Linked DNA regions of Homo sapiens: region 2 is linked to region 1. The links are chromatin loops, found by intact Hi-C in ENCODE. Cell type or tissue: psoas muscle. All regions are shown on one strand. Links, peaks and the distances in the headings refer to the core of each region. The heading gives the core; the rest is flanking DNA. Region 1 overlaps FERRY3 (FERRY endosomal RAB5 effector complex subunit 3). Region 2 overlaps CD9 (CD9 molecule).

What was found. Peaks named below come from ENCODE experiments on the same cell type or tissue, not always from the same donor. Only the 100,000 strongest peaks of a DNase experiment are listed, where the experiment ranks them.
Region 2: a loop joins it to region 1, with 7 times the contacts of the local background. A loop is called at or near these places in 1 of 110 quality-filtered maps.

The regions. Positions count from the first base shown.
Region 1 is chr12:4,501,662-4,509,661 of GRCh38, forward strand. FERRY3 (FERRY endosomal RAB5 effector complex subunit 3) reads right to left here. Exons shown (of 14, transcript NM_020374.4): 10 at 3,645-3,719. Among named protein-coding and RNA genes, the nearest start is that of FERRY3, 33 kb to the right of the region's middle. RefSeq lists an enhancer at 7,563-8,000. In psoas muscle, for the core only: no CTCF peak of the experiment used is centred there; no DNase peak of the experiment used is centred there; H3K27ac peaks cover 941 bases.
Region 2 is chr12:6,221,214-6,230,209 of GRCh38, forward strand. It overlaps CD9 (CD9 molecule), which reads left to right. Exons shown (of 8, transcript NM_001769.4): 2 at 4,213-4,321. It overlaps LOC105369625 (a long non-coding RNA gene), which reads right to left. Exons shown (of 5, transcript XR_001748979.2): 5 at 2,756-3,005. Among named protein-coding and RNA genes, the nearest start is that of CD9, 25 kb to the left of the region's middle. RefSeq lists enhancers at 1,678-2,231, 2,232-2,783, 2,784-3,337. In psoas muscle, for the core only: no CTCF peak of the experiment used is centred there; DNase peaks (open chromatin) are centred at 3,498, 5,078, 5,708, 7,558 and 1 weaker place; H3K4me3 peaks cover 1,761 bases; H3K27ac peaks cover 6,081 bases.

The DNA of each region.
Region 1 (8,000 bases), core at 1-8,000:
ATGGGATCATCCAGTTGCAGGAAAACAAGCTCAGGGCTCCCACTGATTCTATATTACAGTGACTTGTGTAATTATTTCATTAAATATTGAAATGTAATAATAATAGAAATAAAGTACACAATAAATGTAATGCACTTCAATCATCCTCAAACCTCCCCAACCCCCGGTCTGTGGAAAACTGTCTTCCATGAAACTGGTCCCTGGTGCTGGTGCCAAAAACGTTGGGGACCACTAGTCTAGAAGGCCAAGATGACTTGGACCCTGCGTCTCTCTCCAACATCATCTTGTCTCACTCTTTCCTCACTCCAGTTACATATGCTTTTGTTTAGTTCTTCAAACATGCAGAGCTTGTTTCCAATTCAGGGCTGCTGCCTGGAGGACTCTTCTCCAAGATTCTCACAGGGCTGACTTCTTTTCATCAATCACATCTCAGATCAAAAGTCACCTCCTCAGAAAGGTCTTCCTTGACTATCCTATGTACTAGTGGTCTCCTCCACCCTTTACTCTTTCACCTTATTCGGTTTTATTTTCTTCTTAGCACTGAAATTCTTTTATGTACATATTATGTTAAAGAGACCACTGTGTACATGCCATAATTATAGGGATTTTATTTTGTTAAATGTTCTATCTTTAGCAAGTAGAACAGCACCTGGCACGTAGAAGGTACTCGATAAGTATTTGTTGAATGAATGAGTATTTAAGGCTGAACGCTGGAGCAGTCTTTCTCAAACATTAAAATCCATGCTTCCTACCATCACTCTTTTTTCTGTGTAGCTCTACAAGCCAAGAAAAATCTCATCAGCTTGTATTTTCTGTAGTTCCTATCAATATAAAGAAATAAAATAGAAAACATAGAAAGGATATGTTCTTACCAATACATACACCTCACTGGAAATTCTGATAAGTCCTTCTAGGAAAGGTCTGCGTATCTCTACTCTTCCACTCTTAACCTTTGCCCTCACAAATTCTGCTCGCCCTTGCAGCAACATCATTATCTTAGGATCTACTTATAAACATACAGTATACTTAAAATACTTAATATACTTTAGCCCTATGGTTAACATTTCTAGTTGCCGCTGTGCATCAGCTGTATCCACAGATGCCTCTGACAGGTCCCAGGCAAAGGTCTTTTTATTTTTTATTTTAACTTGAACAAGATAAAGGAATTAGATAAACAGAGAAGGAAATTAAAGAAAGGACAGCAACAGATATATCACAATAAACTGGATAAAGTGACAGTAAAAAAGAAAATTCGTGAGGAATAGTGTAGTTATAATTTTCTAGGAAGGCAACAAAAGACACAGACTGCTTATCAGAAACTCAGTGAACTATATGATAAGACAATATCCTTCTGGCCCAGTGAAGTGTATTACCTTCTAAACCGCTACTGATAATTCAGATGATGGAAGTCATAGCTTGAGATATGGGCCATGATCCAGGAGTGTAGCAGGATGACTTAGTGAACAAGTCAGGTGCTCCTAATCCCCAAATTGGCACTGCTTTCTTTGACCTTAAATGACTTGTTTCTTGGCCTAATTTTACCCATTAATAAAATGGGGGCCATGGGGCTGGCAGTAGTAATCAAATTAATATGATATAGTAGAAAAAGGACCAGATTGGATGTTAAGAAGATGTGATTTCTAGCACATTGGCTGAGTGATCTTGGGCAAATCAATTCAACTTATTGATCCTCTGTTACTTAGTGTATGAGATGGGAAAAATAATGCTGATTGCTTTCCTTACAAGGTTATTATGAGAATTAGATGACATAAACTGTAAATACTTAGATCATTATTAAGTAAACTATGACTGGCTTACAAGTATATAAATAAAACTGTTTTTCTTTGCAATTTAAAAATTAAATTAATTTTTGATTTAGATTTTTTTCATCTACTGTAAACATCCTGGTTGTGTAGGTATACTTTAAATGGAAATTAAGATGCTATTATCTCTAACTGAATACTTTAATATTCCTTTTCTATCTCAGACTTATGATACATCCTCCTGATTTGGTTGTAATACAGAGATAAAGTATACAAATAAGAGAGTCCTTGTTATGTTCTGTGATACAAACACTACTAAGGGTCATCAGAGTGAATTCAATCAGAAACAGGACTGAGAGACTGAACTTCCAGTTGTTAAACAACCTATAGGCTTTTTCCAAAAAAGACTAAGGAAACACATATAGCAACAAAGAGTTATGTTTAAAAAAAAACAGATATTAGTTCTTCCAGAGTAGTAATAAGATTGGCAAATTTTAAGAAAGCCACAAAATCTGGATGATTTAAATTGTGGATCCATGAAGAGAAATACAATAGATCCTTCACTGAAGGTATTTTTAGATGAAGAGGAGGATGGTCTCCTGTTCCACACAGTGGAGGAAACAGCATGTGGTGATGCTAACATTATCCACTAAGATGGGATAACTGAAGGTGGGAGGAAATTTCGAGGCTGATGGCCACAGGCTAACAGACGGGGCCTGACAAGATGAATACCAGCAATGGGTACAATATTGGCTTAGGTTAAATGTAATGTGTTCCCACTGAGTGACGGCGGTTTCGTGTGTAGGTTAATGTGATCTACATGTCAAAGATCTGGGGAAGAAAATGTGAGAAAATTACCTTAAAGGAGAATAAAAAACCATCAAGAGATGGCTATTTCTGAAACTGTAAAATGTACCATTTAGTTAAAAAATTGTATAAAGTGTACAAATAGTCCTTGTTATGTTCTGTGATACAAACACTAAGGGTCATCAGAGTGAATTCAATCAGAAAGAGGATTGAGAGACTGAATTTTCAGTTGTTAAACAACATATTCAAGAATAATAAAGGAGAAAAATGGAAAGCAGAAAAACGTAAGAGGAAATGAAAATAAAATAAATGAGATGATCCATTTTCTTTATATTTAAGTTCAACTGTTTATATCTCTGTGCACTACTGTTCATATATCACTTGATTTTAGCTATAAGGCTGAGAAGTGTATAGTTTATATTTCAGAGTAAAACTAATTTTTTGGTTTATTTCTCAAGAAGCTAAGAAATAGTGTATAAGAGAAAATTTGCAATAGCAAACAATGATAAAACTTATGCAACTTCTTGAGCAATTTTTCTTTTATGGATCTAGAAAAAAGTGAGTACTAGTATAATATTAATAATTTTTAGGCCGGGCATGGTGGCTCACGCTTGTAATCCCAGTACTTTGGGAGGCTGAAGCAGGTGGATCACTTGAGGTCAGGAGTTCAAGACCAGCCCGGCCAACATGGTGAAATACCATCTCTACAAAAAATACAAAAAAAGTAGCCGGGTACGGTGGCGTGGGCCTGTAGTCCCAGCTACTCAGGAGGCTGAGGCAGGAGAATCGCTTGAACCCGGGTGGCAGAGGTTGCAGTGAACTGAGATCGCACCACTGTGCTCCAGCCTGGGCGACAGAACGAGGCTTCGTCTCAAAACAAACCAACAAAATAATTAAGTTTAACACTGGAAAACGTCTGTGAAAGTGTATTATATAGGTACAAAGTGTTGTTTCAAAGTGATATAATGACATATACTAAAATCATAGATTTAAAACATAAATTCCTATGGTGTGCATTATAAAACATCTTTTGGTATAAGAAAACAGTAATTTAAAATAAAAAGAAATACTTACCAGGTAAAACATTTAAATAGTTCCTCTCAGCATTCTTAGTCTTATCATCATTTCCTCCATTTTGGTTTCCAGAATCTATTCATAAGACAATGCAATATGAAAGAACATAACAACATATGAGAATATGTTACTATGACTGCTCCCAAAAGAATCACAACAACAGCAAAAATTCACTAAGGGCATCTATGTGCCAGGCATTCTGCTATATGCTTTACATGGATGATGTCATTTAATTCTTACAAAACCTCTATAACCACAGCCCTGGGAGGTAAGTCCTACTACTATGTCCATTTTATGTATGAGGAGACAGAGGCTTGGATGGGTTAACTAACTTAACCAAGCATGCACAGATAAGTAGTGGAGCCAGGTCTTTAATTCACATACTCAGATTATAAGTCCTATGGTATTACCCATATTAGACATGCCAGTATCCTATTTTTCATCTGGGAGGTTCAGGGCACCAAGTTAACCACATATAAAATAACTTCATTAGATAGTTGTGGTGTGGCCATCTTTATTTTTAGAATCTGAGTCACTGTTGTTGATATAACTTGTTCAGGGCTACAAATAAATGGCTAGTGGGACCAGGAATCACTGTATATTCACCCCATTCCTAAAATTTATTTCTTACCTGACGCTATATACAATTATAACAGATAGGTGAAACTGTTTCAAATGAAACAGCTTTTTTTTCAGATATTTAACAGTTTTTCTTCTTTTTTGAAGGCACGCTATTTCTTAGAAGAATAAATAAAATAAACATTATGATTGAATATACATTATAAAGACTGAATGCAAATTATTTTACATATATATTTTAATAAAAGAGACATCTAAAGTTTATAAGAATTCCATCAGAACTCACAAATGCAAACTGAATATTAGCCTTCAAAGTAGCTATCTTTAAGAGATTGCATATTTATTCCAATTAAAAACTATTTTGGAATCTATTTTGGAATGGCCTTTAGCATCAGAAAATCACATGAAAACAGACCTTCAAACAAGTAAACAGCAAATATCAAAATATTATAGTTTTAAAAGAGATCTGAATAAAAGTAACAATATTTTTATCCAGTGACTTTGATAAATTGATTTATAACACTGTACTTTGTAAATGCACATATTTTATAAATCAAGAGTCAGAGAGATAGAAGGCTTTGATGCTAGAATCCATATTTAATGAATTATCGTTTCTAATATAGAGCCATGTGATTTGATAGGCTTTGAATAGATGTCTAATCGTAGCATAGATTATAAGGAACAATAAAGAAGGACTCTAATCTTGTTCACATGGAGTATGAACAAATAGAATCTCTGTTAAGTAAACGAGAGAGAACAGTTCATAGTCCATTTCCCTTTCCATGTTTTCATGGCAATACCTTGTTTAGTAATAGTAAGAAGATGGCTAGTTTTATTTTTTTTAAATGTATATAAATGTGTATAAACATTTTTGGCTTTTTATCATGGACCACAGAAATATGAAGATGTTAATATAACAACCATAGTAAGAAAAATAATGGAATGTCTTAGAATAAACAAGTAATTGCATATCAGGATGTAAACATGCAGAACACACATGTAGGCGTGCACAGAAAAAGATGGAGAAGGTATTTTCACAAAGTCCTTCTATAACAACATGCAGCTTTAAGAAAGTCTTTTATAAACCTACTTGCATCACTGACTCACTGAAACCACAAAGTAGTTGCTTGAACAAGAACAAAATAAAATCATGATATACACGCACTGCCTTAGCCGTATGTGGTTTAAAAACTTCCTGTCATTGACTGCACACTTTCTATCTCTCATAAATATACTTAGAATCCTCCTCCTCCTTCCACACCTGTCATGATCTCAATCTTCATGCTTTTAGTCACTACTAAGAATAAGGTTAAAATGTTTCTGATCACATTATTGCTAGTTTGTACGAGAAGAAGGAAGCTATTTTTACGTAATATGGATATGAGTTCTTTTTGCGAGGGTTGATAAAAGTAATAACAATTGGTAGAAGAATAAGAGGGTATACCGAGATTTTCTGAAAGGTTTTGTTAGGATATACTTCTATAGGGATTTTCTAATACTCAGCTGGCTCTGTTATATATAACACATATTGCCACAGCAAAACCTCCCTTTAGTGGGAATATAAACTGGTAGAAATACTATACAGAGTAATCGCCAATACTACGGAAAATTATAAACGTATGTGTCCTTTAACCCAGGAATTATCTTTAGGAATCTCTTCTGTAGATATGCTTACTGCTCACACACATGCACAATTATTCATATGCAAGGTTATTTACAATTAGTAGTCATTACTACTTATAGTAACAAAAAATAAGCAATAGATCAAATGTCTATTAGGAGGAGACTGATTAATAACAGGATATCCTGCAACAGACTACTATGCAACAGCATAAAAGTATGAGGATGGTCTTTATGGACTGATACGAAATGACCTCCAAGATAAATTACTCAGTGAAAAAGGCAGAGTACAGAATAGTGTTATGTAGAAAGCTGCCATTTATGTAAAAAAGGAAAATAAGTACACACATACACTTGCTTACACATACATAAACATCTGTCTGGAAGGTACATGTGAGATAGCACTGGGTACCTCTGAAGAGGGAAACTGGATGGCTGGGAACAGAGTTAGGGACACTTTCACTGTATGCTCTTTTGTACAGTTTGAATTGTGAATTTTGAGAGTGTTTTACCTATTTAAAAAATGATTAAAAACATATAAACTATTTTTTACAAGTTTATTGAATAGATAAAGAAACTGCAGTGAACCCTAGTCAAGTTATGCTAGTCAAGTTATGACTAGATAGCCACATTCTAGCTACGGGAGAAAGGAAAGAATTCTGTAATTTCTGGGAGAGAGGAAGATGGGAGATGGGAACAAAGACCCTTCAGAAAGGTCTTCCTTATATCAAGCAAAGATATAATATCTCTCTGCTACTGTACAACAGAAAATATATGCACCTAAAATACTACAATGGTTTCTTTAAACACAGCAGGTGCAAACAAAGAAAAGAAAGAAAAAAGCATTCAAAAGTACCAAACACAGATTTAAAGGTACAAACAGCCCCAATTTTAAAGCTTACCACATTTTATTTCCTGGGCACCAATATCAGGTTTTTATAAGAAATAATTAAATACTTGCCAGGTGCAGTGGCTCATGCCTGTAATCCCAGCACTTTGGGAGGCCAAGGTGGGCAGATCACATGAGGCCAGGAGTTTGAGAACAGTCTGGCCAACATGGCAAAACCCCGTCTCTATTAAAAATACAAAAATTAGCCAGGCACGGTGGTACACATCTGTAATCCCAGCTACTCAGGAGGCTGAGGCACGAGAATTGCTTGAGCCCAAGAGGCAGAGGTTGCAGGGACTGAGATCGTGCCACTGCATTCCAGCCTAGATGACAGAGTGAGACTCTGTCTCAAAAAAAAAAAGGAGAAATAATAAAATACTGTGTATGCATTCAAGCCAGACAAGAGGATGTTTGTGATTTTACATCTATGATACATGAAATATAAGAAAAACACAACTTAAAAAATATTTGAAATGACTATTACCCTAATATTTAGGTCCTGGGGGGAGGAGCCAAGATGGCCAAATAGGAACAGCTCCGGTCTACAGCTCCCAGCATGAGCGACGCAGAAGACGGGTGATTTCTGCATTTCCATCTGAGGTACCGGGTTCATCTCACTAGGGAGTGCCAGACAGTGGGCGCAGGTCAGTGGGTGCGCGAGCCGAAGCAGGGCGAGGCATTGCCTCACTTGGGAAGCGCAAGGGGTCAGGGAGTTCCCTTTCTGAGTCAAAGAAAGGGGTGACGGACGCACCTGGAAAATCGAGTCACTCCCACCCGAATATTGCGTTTTTCAGACCCGCTTAAAAAACGGCGCACCACGAGATTATATCCCACACCTGGCTCGGAGGGTCCTACGCCCACGGAGTCTCGCTGATTGCTAGCACAGCAGTCTGAGATCCAACTGCAAGGCGGCAGCGAGGCTGGGGGAGGGGCGCCCGCCATTGCCCGGGCTTGATTAGGTAAACAAAGCAGCCGGGAAGCTCCAACTGGGCAGAGCCCACCACAGCTCAAGGAGGCCTGCCTGCCTCTGTAGGCTCCACCTCTGGGGGCAGGGCACAGACAAACAAAAAGACAGCAGCAACCTCTGCAGACTTAAATGTCCCTGTCTGACAGCTTTGAAGAGAGCACTGGTTCTCCCAGCACGCGGCTGGAGATCTGAGAACGGGCAGACTGCCTCCTCAAGTGGGTCCCTGACCCCTGACCCCCGAGCAGCCTAACTGGGAGGCACCCCCCGGCAGGGGTACACTGACACCTCACACGGCAGGGTA
Region 2 (8,996 bases), core at 421-8,420, 1.7 Mb after region 1:
GCCAGATAGCAAAGGAGCTTTTCCCAGCAAAACCAGAATGTTTCCATTTGGCTTTTCTTGGAAACAAAAGAGGAAACCATGGGCAGGGCCGCGAGCTGGGAGTAGAAGCTATGGGCTCTCTCCTGCATCCCCGCATCCCCGCCCGACCAGCTGGGCATACTACAGGTTGCCATCCTCTCTCCAGAGCCCTGGGAACAGGGCACTGTCTCATTCAGCATCCGCATCAAACCTGCTCTGCTCCTGGGATGATAGGCTGGGGTGGGGCAGCCATCGAAGAAATTACATGGTCAGCATGCCGCCATATGTCTGTTAATTAACCTGGGTGGAAGCCATCGACCCCTTGGCCTCCCGGACTCCTATATTCTCATTTATGGAGTCCCTGAATAATTGACTTGGCACCCTCTTTTAAGGGTTAAAGCTCTCTTTTTTTCTTGCTCCTGGCCCCTCCCATTTAGTTTCTCCTATTATTAAAGTAGCTGAAGCTGGGCGCAGTGGCTCACACCTGTAATCCAAGTGCTTTGGGAGGCTGAGGCAGGAGGATTGCTTGAGGCCAGGAATTTAAGACCAGCCTGAGCAACATAGCGAGACCCCTGGCTCTACAAAAAAAAAAAAAAAAAAAAGGGTTTAAAATATTAGCCAGGATTAGCGGCATGCACCTGTAATCCCAGCTACTCAGGAGGCTGAGGTGGAAGAATGGCTTGAGCCCAGGAGTCCAAGGCTACAGTGAGCTATGATTGCACCACTGCACTCCAGCCTGGGTGACGAGAGCAAGACCCTGTCTCAAAAAATAAAGCAGCTGGGGTGAAAGCCGGATGGGGACAGGGGAGCCCCTCTATGCCACACCAGAAAGTGAGTTCTCCTAGAAAATACTTCAGAGCGCCTTAGATAGCGCTGCCTGACAACCATGAAAGGCATTATTGGGTGGCACTGGTTATACAAGTTTTGTGACCCTGTGACCCCAAGCCATTGTGACTCAGCCAACTGGAGCAATGTCTCCAACAGCGTTACAGAAAATGGGGCAGCTGATGGTTCACATAGCATCCCCCCCGGCCGGTGAACTCAGTCATTCTGTCAGAAAAGGCAGCAGGGTTCACTCCTGATTTTTGTCCAAGTGTTCCCAGTCATGCCCCTGGCCCTCCCTTTTCTCTGGGTTACTTGAACCTTTCTCCTCTCTTATTGTGAGTTGTTAAGCCTGTGAGACCGAGACCTATGGCAGCTTTTCCCATTTCTCCAGAGCCAGCTGCTTTTCCTTCCTGGTTGTAGTGAAATGTTGTAGCTTTGACAACCAAGCCGCATGATGTAAGGTTTAAGGTGGGGTCCGAATGCGGGGGACTCCCGACTCCGGGCTTGGCCTGGCCCTTGGCCAAGATAAGAGACCTGAGATGCTTCCTTTTCCCTCGTGGTTCCAGTTCTCCAGCCCAGCATCCTTCTTACCACCTGTGCACAGAGACCGGATCAATGACTGGACTTAACATATTGGCTCAGGGTCCTCGACATTGGGGCTCTCTATAAGATGGAAGGGGCCTTACCCCTGGAGGTTCCACTGGGGTACCCTGTCATTATCTGAGCGTGGAACATTCCCAGAGAGACGCAGCTCCTGCTCGTGAGAGGCTGCTGTGCAGAGCGTAGCTTTACCTCATCTTACAGCTTAGTTCCTTGGCAGACCTGGGATTGTTTTCGTTCTTTTCTGCGACTCAGTTTTCCCAGCAGATAAGGGGTGGGGTCATAACTTCACTCATCAGGGGAAGTAAGATGACTTGGGAGATAATTGCTTGATAAGCACAAGCCTAGAGCAAAAAGGACAGTAATGAGCACTGTCTCGCTATCTCCCTATGCGCGCAAGAGCATCACAAGACCAGGGCGAGAGGGAGGACCAGGGTGAGAAACAGGTTGTGGCTAAACGTGGACCAAAATTGAGCACCGGCCTACAGTTTTCAGGTTAACGCTTTTATGTCCAGGAGGCCAGCAGCTTCAGTCTTCCATTCCCAGGGGACTGACTGGGCCTCCCTGGGGTTGGGGTGGAAGGAGGGAAGGTATCACCTTTGTACTTTTTTTTTTTTTTTTTTGAGAGGGAGTCTCGCTCTGTCGCCCAGGCTGGAGTGCAGTGGCGCAATCTCCGCTCACTGCAAGCTCCGCCTCCCGGGCTCACGCCATTCTCCTGCCTCAGCCTCTGGAGTAGCTGGGACTACAGGCGCCCGCCACCACGCCTGGAGAATTTTTTGTATTTTTAGTGGAGACGGGGTTTCACTGTGTTAGCCAGGATGGTCTCGATCTCCTGACCTCGTGATCCACCCGCCTCAGCCTTCCAAAGAGCTGGGATTACAGGCGTGAGCCACTGCACCCAGCCCACCTTTGTACTTTTAATGCTCAGGGACCTGGGGGGGGACCCAGGCCAGGACTTGCCATGTACAGAGTCAAGACCGCCCAGTGTGTGCTTGTCTAGTCCCTTGTGTACGTGAATTCAAGCCACATAACTCTTCTAGCCCAGCACGCTCCCAGCAGGGCCCGCCTCCCCGCCTAAGCTAACTGCAGTGCTCTTGGTCGGGGAACCCATGGTCTGAATGCGAGTACCCTGCTGGGTCCAGGACGGTGGAGACTCACGCTTCTCCCCAACCAAACAGTGATCTGCTTGCTGCCTTTGGATTAGGCCAGGAGACCCTCCCTCACTGGCCTTTTATTAAGAAAGAAAATCAGACTCGTCTTTGAACTCAGAACTCTCAAGTTCATTTGAACTCTCAAATTCTTGTGCCTGTGTGAGTTTTTCTCCTCTGCCTTGTCCAGCCGCGGGGCATGTGGCGTCGTACAGTCCTTACCAATGTTTGGAGCTGCCTGCCCTAAGGTGCGGCTGAGAGGCTGAGAAGATGCTGAGTGACAGTCCACAGGCTGGGAGTGCAGGGCTGGTGGGGCTTCATGCTGGTAAAGTGAGGTGGTTCTCCCAGAGCCCATTTGGTACCTTCCTCTTCAGATGCACTTCTGATATTATCTTCTTTATTCTTTAGCCATACCTAAAAGGCAGGGAAGGGCCGCATCTCACAATCCCTGCTTTACAGATGGGAACACTGAAGCAATAGAATATGAAGCTAGACTCTGCAGCCCCTCGTGGTGGAAGCACACCTCCCTGGCAGGAGCAAATCCCCTTATGCTCCTGGGGGGTAGGTGAGTTTGTGACTGCTGCAGGCGGAGGTCTGGGTGGCCCTTCCCACTATTGCCACATCTGCTGTCCACCCAACATGCCCACACTCACTGCCATATCGTAAGGGAAAGGAGAGGAGGAAAGGAGGAAGGAAAGAGAGGCCTGTCCACACCATGGGCTATCAATAGCTCCTGGAGCCGAGAACCAAGGTCCCTGATGAGCGGGCTCTGACATAAGAGTGCCTCTGTTGAGGAGGGTGGACCAGCAAAACCTGGGCCCACCCACTCCTGCGTCCAGCCGGCTACCACACTGGAGGCCTGTGAGTCACTCCCCCGGCAAGCCCTGGTACGGGTGACGACGAGGGAGCTCAGCTGGCACTGGGGGGACTTGGCAGGAGGCCTCCTGCACAGCATCTAGTTCAGCAGTGCCAGCGAGGGGAGGCCCTGGCATGTCATTTACTGAGCAGCAGGTCTCCAGGGACATTGCAGCTGCCCTCCCTGGTGCATGTGTGTCCGGAACTGTGTAACCATCACCCAAGTCAACAGTTAGAATACGACACCCCCAGCCACATGGCACCTCCCTGAGCATAATTTCCTCCTCCACCTAAACATCACCACTCACCTGATAACAATGCTTTTCCTTTATCATTTATAGGCACATGTAAGCGTCTAGCTCTGTGTGCATCCCTAAACAGCATAGCGTTTTTAACTACATGGAATCATATTGTGTGTGTGCCTGTGGCTCTGGCTTCTTGGTTTAGCATTGTGAGATGCACTCATGGTGTTGCGTGTAGCTAGAGTTACTCGTTTTCACTGCTGTATAGTGTTCTGTTGCCTATAAAATACCCCTTCAGCCAATGGGCGGCAGGTAGGTCACTGTTTATTCCTCGCTTGCTGGTATTTTTAGTACCTGCATGAATCAAACACACCCCGTAATGGCATCTACAACTACCAGGCGTATATGAGGGGCAGAGACCAAGGGTGGTCACAAAGTCCTTTGCAAGTCTCACCCTTAAGCGCGTGGGGACTGTGTTGTTGCTGGCAGCCAGAATTAATGCTGATGTCCTGTATGTCTTGCAGCTTGCCGGGATTGCTGTCCTTGCCATTGGACTATGGCTCCGATTCGACTCTCAGACCAAGAGCATCTTCGAGCAAGAAACTAATAATAATAATTCCAGCTTCTACACAGGTGAGGGACGGGGAAGGCTCAGTGAATTCAGACCCTGGCTCCAACAAAGTTCCTGCAACTTTGGAGGCCCCATGTTGACCCAGGGACTTGGGCTTGGGAAAGACTTTTGCTCTAGCCACGCTGGCCAGTCGTGTCCCTTTCAAGTTGTGCAGTTTTTGTGTGTGTCGTTGTGCCTGGGAATTTGCGTTTAACTGATGTGGTTTCTTTTCCTGATGGCCAAGTCAGGCATGTTGATGGTTCTCTGATGTGATGTAGCCTCTGCCAAAGTTGTACTCATTCTTGAGGGTTTACGAACCTCTGTTCTCATCTCTGATGCTCTCTCCTGATTGTCTTCTTATCCTGCATCATTTCCTTAATTCAAAAAGCTTTGTCCTGGGGATCTGCAGTGCTGGAAGAAGATATAGACAGCTTTCCTCTTCACTGTTCAGATAGGGACTCTGAGACTGGGAAAAACATCAGCCTCCTGGAAAACACAGCAACAATAGGAGAGACTAGAATGGACTCTGCCCAGTCCTTTGGACCCCTGGTACTGGGGTAAATGCTGTAGTGTTTAGTTTTATTTGTTTGTATTTGACACGACTTTTGCTTTGGGAGAGAGGCTTCCAGTTTAAACCTGCCTGGGATCCTCTGAACATGAACAGACTTGGCAGGTTTCTTTCTACACTCAGGCTTCTTGGCAGCCTTGCTAGACCATTCTATCCCTCTCGTTGCCGTATCACCACGTCAAAGCTCCCTTCAGAGGAGGGGGAGCCTGGTGCCTGCCAAGTGCAGTTGCCCGCGTCTGCGTGAATTCAGACTCTGCGGCTGTACTCTGCCTGGCTTGGAGGTAGGAAACTTTTCATTTGTGAGGAACAAAGGAAACCTCCTATTTTTAGGATGACGCTGACATGTTGTCAGGCTCAAAATGTAAGTTTGGTCACTTCCTTCCCACCCACCAAAAAAGTTATTTTTACAAACGAGGGAGAAAACAGTTATCTCCCAGTCCCTCAGGGAGAAGCAAGGCTGGCCAGCCACGTAGACCTTCCCTTTCCCACCTCTTGAACTGGGTAGGGAGAGTCTTTAAAAACAGCTCCTTTGGTTGCGTAACATTTGAGCCCTGTGGATAGTTTTGCTGGGTTTACTGCTTTTTATTGTTAGCTGGGGTTTTTTGGGGTGTGTCTCTCTATTATCGGAAAGAAAGTGAGAGAAAGCACAATGTATGTTTAGAAAAAAAACTACACATACACACAGAGTTTTTGGGGAACAGGTTTCTATAGCGCCCTGACTTGTTTTGGCAACAGACCATTTTTTGGGAGTCTGTGACAGGCTTAGAATGCTGTCCTGCAGAGCAGGAGGGAGGAGCCGGGTGCGGGTGCTGGGGAAGACTCTCCACACTCCACGCCGTGTTCCAGAAGGGAGCCCTGTGCTGGGGGAGCAGGTCTGCCGGCAGGAGCAGGCACAGTCAGGCCTGCTTTCCTAAGCAAAAGCCCTGTGGCCGGCGCGTGTGTCTCCAAAGAGAGACTCAGTCCTCCCTTGTCCTGGCTGCTTCTAACAACCCACTTTTTCTTTTCTGTTACCCAAAGCCTCTATGGCTGATTCTTTATATTTTTAGATGTGGGAGTTAAGAATCTCATGGGTAAGAGGATGGAACTGGGAGGAAGACACTAACATTTTTATTTTTTATTTTTTTTATTTTTTTTTTGAGACGAAGTTTCAATCTTGTTGCCCAGGCTGGAGTGCAATGACACAATCTCGGCTCACCGCAACCTCTGCCTCCCAGGTTCAAGCGATTCTCCTGCCTCAGCCTCCTGAGTAGCTGGGATTACAGGCATGTGCCACCATGCCCAGCTGATTTTGTATTTTTAGTACAGACGGGGTTTCTCCATGTTGGTCAGGCTCGTCTCCAACTCCCGACCTCAGGTGATCCTCCCGTCTTGGCTTCCCGAAGTGATGGGATGACAGGCGTGAGCCACCTCGCCCGGCTGGAAGACACTAACATTTTTGAGCCCCCTTCTTTGTGTGTCATTCATTGTCTTGTGTGTATTATATAATTTAATCCCCTTAGCTCTACGAGGAGTGTGGAGTGATTCTCATCTCACAAGTGCAGAAACCGAGGCCTAGAGAGCTGAAATAACTTGTCTAAGCTTATATTCCCTCAAGAGGCAGGGCCAGGTTTTGAACCCAGGCCTAAAAGAGCTGCTTCTCGGGTTGTCATTGCCAGGTTGTGGGGTCTCCCTCTGTAGGAATGGAAGAGGTCTGTACTGGCTGAATGTGCCCCATTGGCAGGGATGGGGTGGCGCTGTCTTGGCCCTTTTACTTCACCCAAATTGCAGTCAGGGAGAGAAACCCCTGCGTCGGTGGCCCAGCCAGCAGCTGACAGGTGGGAAAGCTGCAGGGTGGCAGGAGAATGGTGAGTGCCATTAGAGGAGCTGGGGCTCACCTCTGGGAACCTCACAGGATTCAGATCCTGCAGGTCATTGCAGGGCCCTGCTGGTGGCCGGTGGTCCTACCTGAAGTGACCAGGAGGGTGATTTGAAGGCACAACCCCAAAGAGACACAGATCCCCTAGTTGGGGTCTAAGGGCCACTGTCCACTTAGCTCTGCCAGGGAAATACAGATCCTTTGCAGCGACACCCCATTCGGGGAAGAGAGCGGAGCTTTGAAGACTTCGTTCTGCCTGCAGAAGCGCCGGCAAGGGGGATGATGCACGGTAAAGTTAGAACAGCAGCACTGTGTCTGGGCACAGTGATCAGCCCTGATCTCAGGTGATCCGTCCGCCTCAGCCTCTAGCACTTTGGGAGGCCGAGGCAGGCAGATCACCCGAGGTCAGGAGTTCGACACCAGCCTGGCCAACATGGCAAAACCCCACTTCTACTAAAAATACAAAAATTAGCTGGGCGTAGTGGCGTGCACCTATAATCCCAGCTACTCGGGAGGCTGAGGCACAAGAATCTCTTGAACCTGGGAGGCAGAGGTTGCAGAGAGCTGAGATCACACCACTGAGGCTCTGTCTCCAGCCTGGGAGACAGAGCGGGACTCCATCTCAAAAAAAAAAAAAAAAAAAAAAACAGCAGCACAGCACTCTGAGCACTGCTTAGGTCTGAGCTATGCCCTGAACGTCACTGAACGCTTTAGGAAATAATAATTGTCGTCCATGGGCAAAGGGCCAAGGAGGCGTCGCTCTGTGTCCCCTTCCCCACGAGGCTGTGAGACCAGCCTTCTGTACTGGCCCAGAGCCCTTCTCCTAGCAGATGAGCTTGGAGTGCCAGCCACACCCTGGCTACTTTTCCAAGGAATAGTCATGGGGTGACCGCCCCTTGCACTGGGCCACCAACTGTCTGCAGAGCAACCCACAGGCCAGCCTGACCATGCAGCTGACTTTTCAGGAAACCTGAACAGCCCAGGGGTGTCTTTTCTCCAGTGGGGCCACAGCTTACCAAGTAGAGAAAGAGTATATAACCAGGCAGAAAAGCAAGTGAAAACCTTTCCAACATTCAGAACAGTCTATGGTAAGTCCAGAGCAGCTGACAGCCTTATATGGGCCTTCTCTCCAATCCAGGCCTGGAGATTCAGCCCGTCAGCAAGATCCCTAATCCCAGGCTGCAAACTTGTTGGGGAACTTCATTTTCTTGGTCCTAGGCCAGCAGCCTTTCCCAGCTCCCTGGTGTCCCTCCAGAACCATGGCTGCTGAATGAGGGCATCTAGGGGGGCTCCAGCCAGAGGCCGTGAATGCCCCCCCTTCCTCGGCCAGCCCCCTATCCATGATGAGGTGCCTGGTGATTTTCAGGACACGCGACACTTGGCCTTAGTAAGCTGGCATCCCCATCCTGGCTTGTGACCTGGGGCAGTTCATTTTATTGCTCTGGGCTTCATTTTTCTCCCTCCTGAAACCAGCACAGCTTACACAACCACAGCACAGCTTACACACCCACTCCCCTCTGGGGCAAAGAAGTACAGCGTGTGGCAAATGGAATTCCATTGTGGCACTTATTCCCGTGAACTCGGGAGGGCGGGAACCAAGACGAAACCAGTCGGGGCAGAGGTAGGGCTCCTTTGAACACCTGGTGGAGTTATTTGGATATAATAAACTTTTATTGCAGGCCAGAGGCCCTACCGGATTTTGTTCTCCTTCACACAAACGGGCGTGGTGAGTGCTGTTTGCAGGACAGAGCTGGTGTAGGGACGGGAGCCTGCTGTGTCCTCTCCCTGGGCTAAACTGAGAGCCCTGGTGAACAGTGAAAAACACTGTTCCATTTCTTGTGTAAAGGACACGCTGGCATATGCTACTGCTGCTACACCAGCCTTTCTTTTTTTTTTTTTTTTCTGGGCCTGTAATGTCAGCCTGAAAAAAGCAGAATAAACAACCCTTAAGCAAATTAATACCGTAATCCTAGAGAAGGCTCTGTGATGGATAACTTTTTCCATGAGTCAGACAGCAAGCTAACATTCGCTTGTTTTATAAAGGGGAACACTTTGTCATTTATCAACAGCAGCCTTGGCTAACAAGCTTGGGGTGTAAGCGATGAGTAGCTTCTCCAAAGGGAAGCACTGAATAGCCCTTGTAAAAACCAGCCCGAGCCCTGCAGTGGTTCCGTGACTTCCATGGGGCCTGCTTCCAGATGAGCTGTCCTGTAGCTTGCCGGCTGCTGCTGAGTCCCCGAACACAGCTGCCAGGGGATCGCTTCCCTTTTCCCGT